2 separate regions of the Homo sapiens genome follow, and region 1 is linked to region 2. A link is a contact called in ENCODE Hi-C or POLR2A ChIA-PET data. All regions are on one chromosome and are shown on one strand. Each heading gives the region's core, a stretch centred on a gene start or an enhancer-like site at or near the end of the contact. The rest is flanking DNA. Distances are from core to core; before and after follow the strand shown.

Region 1 (7,626 bases), core at 3,457-5,956, 100 kb before region 2:
GGAGTTGGCTGAGTGCTGTGCAGAAATGGAGAGAGAAAAGGGTCCAGGCAGACAGGCATTTTGTTCCAAGGCCTTGCACCCACAAAGCACCTGGTTCACAAAGAGAACCGAGAGAAAGGCCACGTGGTTGACTTATTCCTAGACCCTCCACTCAAAATACTCAGCTAGGAAGTTAGAATTTGAAGAGAAATCCAGGTCCACAGAAACTGCCTTCTCATTGGCCACTGTTGTCTCTTCCCTTTCAGGTGCTCCTCGCCTGCTTGCAGATATCAGACCCCAGCTCATCTCAGACCTCAGCCCCTGAGGCCAAGCAAACATACATCATCATGGAGGCTGCAGACGTAGCTCACCGTGCCCACATGTGAACTTCGGCCAACACACCACAACAGGGACTCTGCCCACTGAATCCCCTGTGATTCCTCAATCCTGTCCTGGTCATACCCCACTGGGTTTTGTGAGGCTATTTAGGAAGATAAGTTTCCCTCACTGAAGAAAAGAGAGACAGCATGAAAGAAAACAATGGCCCCAAAGGAGGAATTTGTGATTGACATAAATGGGAATGTTCCCTTGGGAGCATCATGTATCATCAAACAAGCAAACCTCCAGGTCATTTATTTCTCCACCTGTTTACCTGCTATGGAAAGAAGATGCATTTAAGTTTCCTGCAGTTTCACCCTGGAAATTAATGCTCTGGGAAACAAAAAGCTGTATGTTCTAGACGTAGCAGGTTTCTTTTGGAATTCACTCATTGGGAGTCTGGCACTACCCCCTAAATGGTACTTTTGTTGTCTTTTTGTTCAAGACAGCCAGCTTCTTCCAAGATCAGAACCGCGTGCCAGCCTCCCTTGATAAACCGCCTACCAGCTCTCTTGGTAGATCAGATGTTTAATAGTTAGCCTAACTCATTTGTTTTTCCAAGGAGCAATTATGACTACAATGAATTAATATTTTAACTGCAGGGAAAGCATTACAGATAGTTCCTACGTAGACTCTAGAGGCTGGGAATGGCCAACAGGATTTCCCATACTAAGAGGAGAGGACCACTCCATCCTGGCCAGCAGTTCTCTATGATTGAAATACTATCATTAGATACTGCTCCAAAGACCTAAGGGGAGATGTGCCTAGGAGAAGTGTATGGTCCTGATCCTTCCCACTGAGGCTCAATGGCCCAGCAAAATATGAAAGTGAGACCTGTGCTTCTAAAGCGTAACAGTCTAGAATCAGTGGAGTTTGTGAAACAACCTCACCACCGCAGGAGCAAATCCCAGCAGGTGAGATTCAAGGAAGATGGGACCACTAAGAATCCAACTGGCCTAGCTGAGGTTGACGTCCAAACTCCAGAAGACCCGGCTGTGATGGGGAAGACTCAAGCAACCAGGCACCATCTTCCCCCCACCTACTCGCTCTCCTTCCCCAGGTCCCAGAAGGCAGGGGGCTTTCGCAACATTGCAATCCAAACTTCCCCCAGTCTCAGGAAGCATTTCCCAGTTTTCAAAAGGAAGAGACTCACAGCCAGTAAGTCCCTGGTGGAAATGCCAACAGCCTCCCAAAGTGCCATCCAGGTCAACGGTAACCTCTCTGAACAGGACATTGTGTCTTCTGACCTTGCCTACTTAAGGTTGGCTCAGCATCTTGAGGATGGGCCTCGAAGGGTCAAGGTGTCCCATGCATTCCTCCCAAGGGTCCCCAAGGTGCAAAGCAATGGTCCTGTTAGCATATGCTTGGAAGCAGGAACTTGGAGGTCCTTAGAGAAAGCCACAGCTGCCATTCAGGTTCCAGATGATATTTATCACAGTCCTTCCTGGGAAGCTAGAGAGTCTGCTCTCAGCCCAGACAGGTCAGCTGAAGTAAGTAACTCCATACACCCTTTGGATGACACACGTCCAGGTGATGGGAGAAGGGTGACTCCACTAGATTCAGAAAAATCCACCTCCTGCTTAAATGCCACCAGCGTTGCCAGCCACACACCAGGCACAGAGGAACTTAAACCTGAATTGCTTTTGCCCAAAGACAACTCAGATGACAAAGACCTTGGCTCACTGTCATCTCAGTCAAAGGAAACGTGTGTTCCTTCATCTCCACGGACTCACAGTTCCCCCTCACAAGGCTCCCACAGCCAGCCAGCCCACCCAGGAAGAGCCTCAGACTGTCCTTCATCAAGTAACAATCACCAGAATCTGGTGTCACTCAAAACTAACAGTGCATCGAAATCTGCCCCTGGGTGTCAGGAGCAGACGGCAAACAACCCCACCGAGTCAGACACACTGGAGTTTCCAAATTGTCCAGGAAGTAATCATCTCCCATCCTCTCTTTCAAGGAGTGAGACCAAACTTCAGAGCAACAGGGAGATTAGTGACATTAATCAAATTCACCTGGCACGGGGTGAACTCTGCGACCTCCAAGGCCGACTGCAATCTGTGGAGGAATCTCTGCACTCGAACCAAGAGAAAATTAAAGTCCTTTTGAATGTAATTCAAGACTTGGAGAAAGCTCGAGCTCTCACTGAAGGGTAAGGAGATTTTTTTTTCATATTAAAAATGACTGGGTGAAGTCATTTGCCAACACAGGGGCAGAGACAGCTTTGGTTTCTTTTAGTAAAAATGTCTCCAAAATGTTTGAAGCACTGTTGTTTCTCCAAATCATAACCACAGACCTCCCTTTTCTCTAATGGAATTTCATTTAGTTCTAGGCTTTGGTGGATTTCTGTGGATTTCTACTGCTGTTTGTTTTCGTTTTCAGGTGTTAACAGAATGGGGAAAGGCAGCAATGGAGCAGTAAGATCAAAAATGATTTTTATGAAGATGAGGGTTCTATTGATACATGATGGGGGAAAATGATAGCAGGAAGGCACTTCCCCATCCCCCTCCTCTTAGCAAGCTACTGCATTTGTACAGTATTTCTGTTCTTCATGTCATTGTGACAAAGGACTTGAGATGGCCACTCAGCTTACTATTGACCTTCCCCTGTACTGACTACTTTGATGACGGGCTGGCCCATCAATGACCAACTAATTGGAACTGAAATGAGATCACAATTCATTTTGCACAATTCATTTTCGGCAAAGAGAAAAAAAGTCACAAAATGCTTTCCTGGGTGACTCAGCACCAGTATAGGAGGAAAAGGCAGTTATTTGTTTAGATGCGAAATGCTCGTCCCTGCAGAAAGTGCTCTCTAAAGACAAAGAAGAAGCAATGGCTAAAGCTCATCAAAAACAGTAGGAGAGAGAAGTCATTAACTGCTGTTTGCTGTATGAATCAGAATCAGCACTGCCGTATAGGAGAGAAACACTGTGATGATGCAGAATGAAATGTACTGAACTAAGAGGTCAGGAGTTTTAATAACCTCCCTTCCACTCACCTGCAGAATCCCTCATCTCACAACAGGATTGTTGTCAGCATGAAAAAACTCTCAGCTTGAGAAATCTTTAACACGTATAAAGCCTTCTAGACATGTGAGCTCCTATTGTCGTGACATTCTTGTTTCCTTATTTGTAATGGCCGTGCAACTTCAGAGCACCGTGAATGCTGTGCTATAGGGACTAAGGGACAAGTAGGTTGAATGTTTGTGGCCCACGTGACTTTTGCCCATAGATTTATCCAGCAAATGCTCTGTCTTGCAGGCGCAACTTTTATCGAACTGGCCAAGATCTCAACAATTGCAGTACCTGCCAGAACACGGCGTGCATCATATACAGGTACCTGGCCACAAGCGAGGCCTGCTCTGTAGACCATAAAGCCATAGGGTCCGCTGAACACTCTAGCAAACTTTTAAATGCAAAAAGTCAAGAGAGGCAAAAACAAGGTATTTAACTATGAAATGTTAACATCTGGTTCCAAGGCAGGGATTGCTTTGTTTCCTTAGAACAAAGTCTATGAGCATACCCTTTTGATGTAATCATCCCTAGGCTTATCAAACACTAAGTGCAGGCATCATGGTAAGCTTGGCATGCACATTTGCATCTCATTCCACCTTCAGGAAAGTTAAGGCATTCGGTCTCGCTCACACAGAGCATTTTCCTAGAGCAGAAAGGGCCAAACTCAGGACTCACATCCAGATTTTTCAAATCCCAAACCTGTGATCTTAATTATTCCACCACACTGCCTCTTCCTCAACAGTAGCTATGCTATGCCAAGCCCTTACTTGGCACAGTCAAGAACCATGATAAGAACTTTATGTTCATTTCTAAGTATGTCATTTCCTTCTAGCACAGAGTAAGTTTGCTGCAGTAAATTTTTATAAGTGACAAAAGGGAAACATGATATACAGTGTAAACTTGGAGTCAAAGATCTGTGTTTTAATCCCCAAGTCTGCCATCAGCTAACTTAATCTGGGCTCACTTTCCTTATCTGAATAGGGAACAATTATCCCTATTCAGAGTTGCCATGAAGACCAAATGAAATAATATATGTGAATGTGTTTTGTAACTGCAAACCTCTGAACAAATGCAAGGGTTTATACCTGTTTTTACTAGAAAGATCAATGCCCCCTTAGCTGGAAGCCCACTTTCCATGGCATAGTAGAAAAGTGGTCAAAAGCAGTAATTTCCGTTGACGACATCTAATTTTGTTGACCAAAGTGAACAGTTTTGCTTTCTCTATTACACTTCTCTTTTTGTTGAAAACTGGCAGCTTAGGGCCTGAGCAAACTGGAGCCTAATTGGGTTGCCTATGTCTTCTTTTAAAACTTCTCATTCTCTCTGGCAGAATCCTGAAATTTCAATGAGTAAGAGACCATATGCCTGGAAGGCAGAAGGTGCTTGCACTTAGGCAGGGCCTTGAGCATCTTTTCATTGAACCCATCAGCTCCTTACAAAGAGGAACCACCTGTTTTTAATCAAATAACAGAAGCGTCAGGACTGCTCACAGATAAATGCCTTTCACCTCAATGTGAAGTCTTCCTTTAAAAAAGAGGGCCCCGGAAGAGCCCTGCAGCATTGGAAAGCCTAAGCAGAAGTTTCATCAATTGCTCTCTTTTTGCTGCTTCTTTTTTTATATCTTCTAACTTGAACAAATTTTCTAATCATTAGAAGGGACAAAAATTATTAAATGTCTAGACAGAGAGGACAAAACTATTCATCATAAACAAGAAGAATTAATTTGAACTAACCTCCATTTAAATTTTGGATAGTCTCTCTTCTTTTCCGGAGCCAGATAATGTATTTTCTGTTACCTTAAAATGATTTTATATTTGGCCTATATAAGTAAAAAGGGCAAGGGGTGATTTCCAAGTCTACTATGAGTTTCATGACCTCGCCTTGGGCAAATCATTTTCCCCATCTGAAAAATGAGGGTCTTTAATTAAATGGCCCCAAGAGTCCCTTTTAGTTCTGACATTCTGATATTCTAAACCGAATTAAAAGTGACAATATTTGGCTAAACTATGACCTTCCAACATGTCTGAGAATGTTTGCATTTTTCTAGCACTTAATTCAAACATCTCCAGCAAACATTCTAAATTAAGTTACACCCCTGGTTGGGTTAGCAAACCTTCATGCACACCATCCTTTCCAGAAGAACAGCAATTGTATGCATATATCCCTCATTACCATTCAAAGCCAGACTGTTCTCCCAGAAAGAATCTATATCCTTGTATCTAAGCCATTGCAAGGGAACGGGCAATTAATTTGATGAAAGCAGAGATCTGAACAGCCCCATCGTAGTAACAGTGGGAAGATGAGAGTTGTCATTTTTTTTTAGAAAACATTCAAATGACTTCAAACTTGCGTTGTGTTCTGGAAAGTCAGATCTTAGAAACGAATGAATAAGTGATGTGAAATACTCATCCCCAGGCCTTGTTAAGCCGTGATCTCTCTCCCCGATGATGGATGCGCTCAGTGCATGTCACTGTACATAAAGCAGCATGATCCAGCGCATGATGGATTGCCCACTGGGTCTTCTTCTCTGGAGATGTTGCTGCTAAATTAGCCATGCATACGGTTTCCTAAGTGGTATTTCCCAGAGGCTCCAGCAGCTGGAGGCTATGGCTATGCTGCTTGCTCTTATCAAGACATGTGGGGTCATCTGGTTCTATCTAACTCCTTCTCTCTGCTCCCTAAGCCTCCTTGGCTCTCCTCTTACCATTGAACACTTGGATACATCCTATCTCACCAAGAGCACAGACCCAACACCAATGCCTAGAGATTCTATCCATGGCTCTCAGGAGCTTGCAGGGATTTCCGTACATAAAGGTGAATGGATCCTTTGGTTTTGACTACTGTAGACTCCACAGGAAGTGAGTGGCAATTGGCTCTAAACCACCAGCTGATTCCAGGCTGTTTTGGCCCCAATCACTCCCTTCACTTCTCCTTAGCATTAATCCTAGCACAAGTTACCCAAAGGGTTGAGTGAATGCCACCATAGCATCCAAGATTAAATAACATTAAATTACTTAGTAAGAAAGTTGTTCTCTTTTCAAATTTATTTCAATCCTTCCAATAACCTAGAGGGGAAAATCTGAGTTTGGTACTAGAACGTCTTTAAAACCTTCCTAATGCTGGCTTATCACATTTCTCTGCAAAGAAAGAGCAGGTCTCAGTTTCACAGCCCTGAGCAAGCAATAGTTATCTAGCTAGAATACAATCATTTTTACTTTTTTTATTGAAGGCTTTAACTTCTAAAACTAGTCCTTTTAAATACTTTTTGTAATTGATGCAGGTCTGCATTTCCAAAAGTGATATTGCCTGTTTTACATAAAACATGTTTTTAAATTTAAAAAGCGAATGGATTTAGAGAAAAAAAGTGAAGTGAATAACTGTGTAGATGGTATGGGGAATCTTGCAAAAACCATGAAGGTGGAGAATGAGTGATTGAAGTTTGGGAAATGGTGCCCTAAGGAATCGGCTCCTTTTCACCTTCTCAAGGGCACGAGGTCCCTCTAAGCCACTTGCTCCTCCTTCCCTCACTCCCTTCTCTACTTTTCCAGTCATATCTCCAGCATTCATCTTTATGTTTATGCTAAAAATAGTCAGCAGTGCTTCTTTAGAGGTCTTTGATTACAGAGATCACGCATTTCTTTTCTAGACATAACTCCCAGGAAAAAACTGCTTGGTTTCAGTTGTAAAATGTCTCCAATATGTTTTAAAGGAAAATAATAAGAGGTCTTTCCCAGAAAACTTTTCATCTCCCATCCAAGCATGCTGTTCAGGAATTGGAAAGACAGAGTTGCAACCTTACGGTTTTCGGTGGGTGAAGAGAGAGATTGGCCATGTAGGATTTGAAAGGTGCTAGAGAGGTGAGAGAAATAGAAGAGGTTTTGTTTGTCCAGGGTCCACCTGGACAGACTGCTCCTCGTCTTATCCTTAGTTTCTTCCCATCACTTCAACTGCACTCATGGACTTTATTTCTGTGGCACCACTTTCTGCTACCTTTTATCTGATATCTATATCAATCTATCTATCTATCTATCTAAAATTTTCAAGCAACTACATGCAGACATTTCCACTTCATATCCCAAGGCAACTCAAATTTGTCATATCCCCAAACACACCTATTTCACCACAAAATTAATTTTCTTCCCATATTTACTTTGTTCAACACCATTGACCAAGAGGCAACTCCATAAAGATATCACAATCCCTCTTGACTTTCTCTTCATATGCCAAATAAGCTACTGATTCCAACTGCTCAA
Region 2 (7,604 bases), core at 1,142-3,641:
CACAGAACTAGTTCTAACAAGCCTCTCAATGACACACTGGATTCACACACCACGGCCTGTGTGGACAATACCCTAATCTGGGTACATCCAAACACAGTGAGTCCTTCTGTGTCTTTCATGTCAGGCTGACACTAGTGCCCACAAAACCCCAGGATAACAGAATGCCTTTCAGGCAGTTTAAATAGTACTTGAAGCTGCTGTCTCTTGTTCTATGCTGTCCTGGCAACAGAGACTGGCTGACTGTCAGAGATGAACAGGATCTCAGAGATCCAACATTCTGATTATACAATGTGAAATGAAGCCCAGAGAGGTTAAGTGGTTTGTCCAAGGTCACACTGCTTGTTAGTAGCTTTCCTGGACTAGAGTTTAAATTTTCCAGCTCTTAGCACAGCAGGTCTTGAATAACATCGTTTCATTCAATGTTGTTTTGTTATAACCTTGATGAGAAAAAAAATCAATTCCCAGCTGGGGCCACTGTCTGTGGAGTTTGCACGTTCTCCCCATTTCTATGTGGATTTTCTCCAGGTACTCCAATTTCCTCCCACATTCCAAAGACATGTGCATCAGGTTCATTTAGCATGTCCACATGGCCACTGTGTGAGTGAGCATAGGTGTGTGAGTGCACCTCGTGACGGAATGGCATCCTGTCCAAGGCTGGTTTCCGCCCGGCACCCTGAGATGCCAGCATGGGCTCTAGCCACCAGGACCCTGAACTGGAATAAGTGGGTAAGTCATGATCTTACTTGTTTTTATTATTCTTAAATGTATGTATAGCTCACATTTATTTTAATGTATAATATTAGAAGTGTTTTGGTCTTTATTTAGAAGTATGGCGATATTTTATGGTGATATTTTAAGTTAGGAACTTAACTCTTGTTTATATCAATTAGCCTATGGCAAAATTGGTTTTGTTATACATCATTTCACTTAAAGTTACGGTTCCCAAGAACCTATGGATGACAATAAGTGAAGACGTACTGTGTAGTGTTTTCTTCAATAGACGATATTACCATCTTTCAATGAAGGCAACTGGTCCTTTCACCTTCAAACACCTATCCCAGTGCCAGTTACTGGGAATACAGAGAGAAAACACACACTCTTTACCTGAAGTCAGGAAGCTGGTGTTACGTAAGCACAAGGAAAATCTTAGAGAAGCACGAGAAGGAGGAGAGGCCCCTGAGATCCCGAATACATGGATTCTCAGTGCTTTTGTTTGGCTTATGATGAAACAAATACGAACAGGGAGGAAACCGTCAACCTGCCCAGAAGCTGCCAGCACACAAGGCCCAGAGGTACTTTATTGGATGCCAAATTCTTTTAACACACCATGAGAAAAGAAGTTGACAACTTTCCCATGCATTTTGGAAGGTGTGTTAGAACGATTCAACACACACACACACACACACACACACACACACACACACACACACATTTATTGGGTTGGGGGAGCCTTAAAACTTACAAATCTAACCAGAGCTGACTCCGTCCCTCCTCAGTCATAGAGCAGAGTTTACAGCTAGGGGAAGGTGGCAATCACCAGGGCAAACTGGGCTCACGCTGGATGGGCAAGAGCCACATGCTTCTTAGCACAGCAATGCCAGGGTTGCTAGATCCAAAAGGATCAAGGCCAAAGCCATGGTGGAAGGGGAAATACATGACCCCCAAAGTAGATTAGAAGACGCTGGGTCTGAGAAAAAAATAATGCTCACCTTGGCAAGGTGTGCCTTACTGCTTCGGTGACCCAGAAAGAAAACTGGTTAGAGCTCTCTCTGGGAGGGCAAATGCAACGGGATGAATTCCTGCAGCCTACACTCTCTACGGGGCCACAGTCAGTCACCACACCTCCTCCACACCTGGAACCTGAGGGGACTGAGTGGAGAACTGCCTCCCTAGGAACTGGCTGGTGTCTAAGCTGATGCGAGTTGTTCAGGCTTAAGAAGAGAGCAAGGGGAAAGGGGGAGTTCCTCTAGGGATGGGGTGAAGCAGAAGATTTTAGAAAAGGGGCTGCATGGGATGATGCGGGGGTGGGGTGGGGACAGAACAAATGAGAGACAGACAGAGACGGACAGGGAGATGGCTGGACCTGCATAGCTAGAAGCTGGTGGGGCAGAAAGCCTGAACCCATCTGAACCTCAGCCACCACCTAATCATCTTGTGAGTTCCTCTAGAGCTGGCCCTAGGAAATTATCCCACTGTCCCAGCAATGAGCCAGTGTGAGCCATTGGACACCACCACCAACAGCTCACAATCGCAGGCACAGTGATGCCAGGGAGCCAGCAATGGCAGAGATGTCCCCTCCCCCCAACCACAGGCACCACCATGAGCACAGGCAGTGAAACTGAAGCCCCACCACCCCCTCCCTAAGTCACTGAAGTGTACCCTTTAAGCCAGGGAGGGACAGGGCCACACTTTCAGTGCTAACAATTGGTAAGTAAATTGGTATGTGGGCAGAAAAAGCTGAACCAGGGGTTCTATCTTAACTCTTCTACTCAGTAGCCTTAGAAGAGCCACTTCCTCTTTCAGGGCCTTTTTTCCTCCTCTGTAAAATGGATCAGGGGTGGTGGTAATTCAGGTCAATGTTTGTACTGTATTTGTTTTTTATTTTTGGAGTAGTTTTGTTTAAAGAGCAGCTTTAGGTTCACAGCAAAATTGAGTCAAAAGTACACAGTTCCCATATATCCCCTGTCCCCACCCACACGTGGCCTTCCCCACTATCAACATCCCTCATCAGAGCCAGATCAATTTTTCACGTGATGCTAACTGAAATAAGCCAGGCACAGAAAAACGAATACCACATACTTCTTTAGACTTAGAATTTTTTTGCTGAAAATTTTCTTGGATATATAGATAGATAGATTGGTAGATCAGTAGACTGACAGAGACATAGATACAGTGAGCTATTCTAAGAAGCAGGGAGAAGTGGGCCTGCTTGTTATACACCCAAGGTGAAGCCCCTTCAGGGTTTCTCTCAATTGCTGAATTTGACTATCTCTGGGCAGCTGGTTGCTAACATTCCTTTCAGCTCAAACACTCGATATGCCCAATGTGCAAATTCTTTAATGCACACACGCATATACAATCCTTCGTGTAGCTCAAAATGACTCTACCAGGCAAGTAGGGCAGAGCAACTGTTTATCAGTCTCATTTTACAGAGAGAGAAAGTTAGACAGGGCTAAGGTAGCAGGAGCTGCCCCCAAAGTCTTACAGGTGTTGCCTTCCTGACTTTTGTGCCTACAATTTTGAAAGGACTGAGTAAAAGAGAGAAGAGTGCAATAAGAGCACACTGCTGAGTGTCCTCTCCATCCCAGTTCTTCCAAATCCTCGAGTGCAGCCCAACCAATATTTATAAGAACAAAAATATTACTACTCACTACTGAACACTGTGGACACAGAGACCATTTAGTATGGGTGTTAGGAGCCTATGTTTAAATCCCAGCTTCCTATATAAATCTCAGCTTTAGCACCTGCAAAGAGGTGATCATAACAGCCCTTGTAAGACAGTGTTGATGGGAGGATTCATGAAGGTAATGATATATGGTTCTCAGCACAATGCACCTCTGTGTGTTAGTAAGAACTCCAGAAATAGTAACTGAGGAGCCAGGTTCCCACCATCCAGGAGCACTTGTGGCAGTGGAAGGTGCTGAGTGCTGCTGCACAGAGTAACTCAAACCCTGAACCCTAGGTTACAGTTAGCTTAGGACCACAAACCTCAGGAGGGAATGTGTGCTCACGTATCCCCTCATTCAAGCTTCTCATTTGAGAAATGAGGAAAATGAAGACGGAGGGATGAATTCATTCTCTAAGTTGGAATGCACAGGAAACTGCAGAGCTGAGACTCCAGCTCTCCTGACTTCCAGTTGTACCTTCTATGATGCTACCAGATGACTGCAAATAATAGTAGCACTAGTAATAGTTATTAATGATGAAACTTGGCTTATGAGTCCTTACTAAGGACCAGGCCTCTCTATGCCTCTCACCGGCAACATCACATTCAATGCTCACGGGAAACCAGTGAGGTCAACCGTCTATATTGTTTTCCTTTCACAGGTGAAGAATCAGATGCTTACAGAGGTGAAGTATCCCGGGTAAGGTAGCAAAATCAGGAATTGATCCAGCCCCTTATTCTGAACAACTGTCCTGTGTTGTGCCTACACCAGAAATGGGAAGTCTCTCCTCAAATAATTTCCCACTCTTTAGCTAAAGCTGTAATTAGAGTCTCATTTGCCTTTGGATAATTGGCTCCCCTCTCCACTGTGGCGTCTGGTTCCATGTGGGCAGTCTCTCCAGCCTGGATGGTGGCATGCTCAGCAAATCTACTTTGGCTGCCTAGGACTAATGAGGGCTCTCAGTGTGGTCGCATTTAAGTGCTTGGTATTGCAGGGAACGTCCACACACAGACACACCCCCTGCCATCAAGGATAACGGCGGAGTTGTGAAAACATGTCCCTCCCGAATTGGATCATGTTACTCCAACTCCTTAACTCAAGGACAACACAGTCTGCTCCATGCTGAGTCTATCACACAGGGAGGAAGCAAAATCCTCTGTGTGTGTGTGCATGCACCTTTGTGTTTGAAAAGTAGGGAAAAGGGAGAGTCAAAACCTGGACAAACACTGGTAAGTTTGGGTGAGACTCACATCCAATGGTAAACAAATAATAAGCAAAGAGGACAATGATTTGTCTATTAAGGGTATGAATTCCAGGAAGTTTTTCTAGCATACAATGAAATGAACCTAAATGTCCTTAAAGAAGAAAATATTACAATTGGTTGTATTAGTCCATTCTTATGCTGCTATAAAGAAATACCTGAGACTGGGTAATTTATAAAGGAAAGAGATTTAACTGACTCACAGTTCCGCATTGCTAGGGAGGCCTCAGAAAACTTACAATCATGGCGGAAGGCAAAGGAGAAGCAAGCACCTTTTTCACAGGGCAGCAGGACGAAGTGAGAATGCGTGGCGAGCAAAGGGGGAAGCCTCTTATAAAACTATCAGATCTCATGAGAACAGCATGGGGAAAACTGCTGCCATGATTCAGTTATCTTCACCTGGTTCCACCCTTGACACGTGGGGGTTATTATAATTCAAGGTCAGATTTGGTCAGGGGCGCAGAGCCAAGCCATAAAATTGACTATAGCCAGTGTCCTTCAAAGAGTCCTGTGAAGCCCTTAAAAATAGAATGGGAAAATGTTCCTAATAATTTTCAGAAATCAGATTACACAGCATGCAAAACAAGATCCCAATTATATAAAATATATGATACAGGCCAAGTGTGGTGGCTCACACTTGTTATCCCAGCACTTTGGGAGGCTGAAGTGGAAGAATCACTTGAGGCTAGGAATTCAAGACCAGCCTGGGCAATGTAGTGAGACCCTGTCCCTACAAAAAATATTTTGAAATTAGCTAGCCATGGTGATGTGTGCCTGCATTCCTAGCTACTTAGGAGGCTGAGGTGGGAAGATTGCTTGAGCCCAGGAGGTCAAGGTTGCAGTGAGCTATGATCATGCCACTGCACTCTAGACTGGGCAACAGAGTGAGACCTATATATATATATTTATATAAATATATATATTTATATAAATATAATATGATTCATATCATATCATATATATGATACAAAAGAGAGGAAGAATAAACAATGGTTTCCTCTAAATCGTGAGATCATGGACATTTTATACATTTCCAAATGTCTTACAATCAACTCACAATATTTTGATAATCCTAACTTACATAAAGAATAAATGCCATTTTTCCCATCTCTGGGCCAACATCTTCAGAAGCATGCCTAGCAGAGGTCTCGGTGTGGTCCAAGGCCCCCCTTAGCAAGGAAGCATATCAGGCAAGGAGGAATCCCAAGGGCTGCTGAGGTTGAGAAGCAGGCATCTCTCAGCTCAGACACTCCAAGATCTCCCACAGGCTGTCATCCAGAGAGGGCCTGTGTCACATACACTGGCCTTTCATGTTCGGCTGACATCCTGCCTTCTCCATAAAACTGTCCCCAATGTTCCAACAGCCCTGTTTCCACTGAATTCTGGCAATAGTCATTCTTATAGGGTTATTTATAAACATAATAACTTATAAGTTATCATATTTATAATTGTATAAAACTTTATTATAAAATTTATTTATAATAAATTAATGAAAACCTTATAAATTTATTAAAACTCTATAAACATTATATTTGCACCAGAGACTGCTATTCTGGGTCCATCTGTAGGTTTTGTCTGTTTTCTATATCATTTGAAAATAAATCAGCAGGTCTCCACTTGGGAGACTTATCTCAAAAAAAAGAAAAAAGAAAGAGAGACAGACTATCAAGCAGCACTGTGTCTGCATATTGACATGGCCCTGCCTCACTGCTGTCCTGTTTACCCATGGCACAGACTCTGCCCCAGTCCTCACCAATCCCTATAGTCTCTCCTCCCAGAGCTGACTGGCCATTGATTTCTGTCACTCTTGCTTCCTTAGTAGCAAAGAAACATTTCACCATACACTTGTCTCTGTCACACATAGGCATATGGCTGGGTGTGGTGGCTCATGCCTGTAATCCCAACACTTTGGGAGGCCGAGGTGGGCAGATCACCTGAGGTCAGAAGTTCGAGACCAGCTTGGTCAACAGGGTGAAACACTGTCTCCACTAGAAATACAAAAAATTAGCCAGGCATGGTGGCTCATGCCTGTTATCCCAGCTACTCCGGGGGCTGAGGCAAGAGAATCGCTTGAACCTGGGAAGCGGAGGCTGCGGTGAGCCAAGATTGTGCCACCACACTCCAGCCTGGGTGACAGAATGAGACTCTGTCTCAAAAGAAAACAACAACAACAACAACAACAACAAAAAACAGTCATGGGGATATGGATGACTAACCAGATGGCACTGTGTTTTAGGGAGGAAAATTAAAGAAATCAGATTTCTCTGTGAAGTAAAGAAGGTTCCCACATGTTTAATAGGCAAGTAGAAAATCTGAGTTGTAAAAATACAAGTGAAGGTGACATTAGGACTATCTACTCGGAAAGGAATGATTATCTTAGCAAATCTCATAATAACTATGACCCTGCCCCTTCACTCATTTGTATTACCTGCCCAGCATGTGTGAGCTCAAATTTAAAGAGATCTTTGGGTAAATCTTTTCTTCTCCAATCGTAAGCTCCTGGGGACAGAAACTCTTCTGTTCCAGAAGTCATCCAGCATGGCAGTTCAGTGTGTGCTGGGGAATCAGACAGACCCCAGTTGGAATGGTGTCTCTGCTGTTACTTGGTGTGTAACTATTGGCAAGTTTTAAAACCTCCTTAACTGGCAAGTTTTTAAACCTCCTTATCAGTTTCCTCACCTGTTAAATAGGAATAGTGATACCTACACTTTACATGGATGTCATGATAATTAAACTAGTTAATTATTTGGGGCCTGGCACAAAATCATGGTTAAATAAGTGGTGGCCATACATTACTTATTACTGTATTTTGTTAATAGTCCCCACAGTACAGTGCTGCCACAGTTTTAGATTTTTAATAAATATTACTTGAACTGAAATGAATCTGCAGCAAATTTTCAATTCAACTGTATTGTCGTCTTCAGGAAATTTCCTTCTATTCTAAGATGTTGGGGAAA

What was found. Hi-C counts contacts between places; a loop is a spot of excess contacts on that map. ChIA-PET counts read pairs that join two places held with the same protein, here RNA polymerase II (POLR2A). Pooled maps may share reads with other maps.
Region 1: a loop to region 2 is called in a pooled map, with 2.0 times the contacts of the local background. The contact joins two enhancer-like sites. A Hi-C loop is called at or near these places in 1 of 50 pooled maps. POLR2A ChIA-PET finds 5 or more read pairs at or near these places in 4 of 52 experiments (AG04450, OCI-LY7, WTC11 and 1 more).

Annotation. Positions count from the first base shown.
Region 1 is chr5:169,877,436-169,885,061 of GRCh38, reverse strand. All of the region lies in intron 27 of DOCK2 (dedicator of cytokinesis 2), which reads right to left. INSYN2B (inhibitory synaptic factor family member 2B) reads left to right here. Exons shown (of 4, transcript NM_001129891.3): 2 at 246-2,509; 3 at 3,620-3,694. The coding sequence starts at 1,164. Among named protein-coding and RNA genes, the nearest start is that of INSYN2B, 99 kb to the left of the region's middle. Within about 2 kb of position 4,706, at least 2 of the 41 ENCODE cell types and tissues checked have a DNase peak (open chromatin) inside an H3K27ac peak, as active enhancers do.
Region 2 is chr5:169,774,123-169,781,726 of GRCh38, reverse strand. The region is part of intron 25 of DOCK2 (dedicator of cytokinesis 2); the gene reads right to left. Among named protein-coding and RNA genes, the nearest start is that of DOCK2, 140 kb to the right of the region's middle. Within about 2 kb of position 2,391, at least 3 of the 41 ENCODE cell types and tissues checked have a DNase peak (open chromatin) inside an H3K27ac peak, as active enhancers do.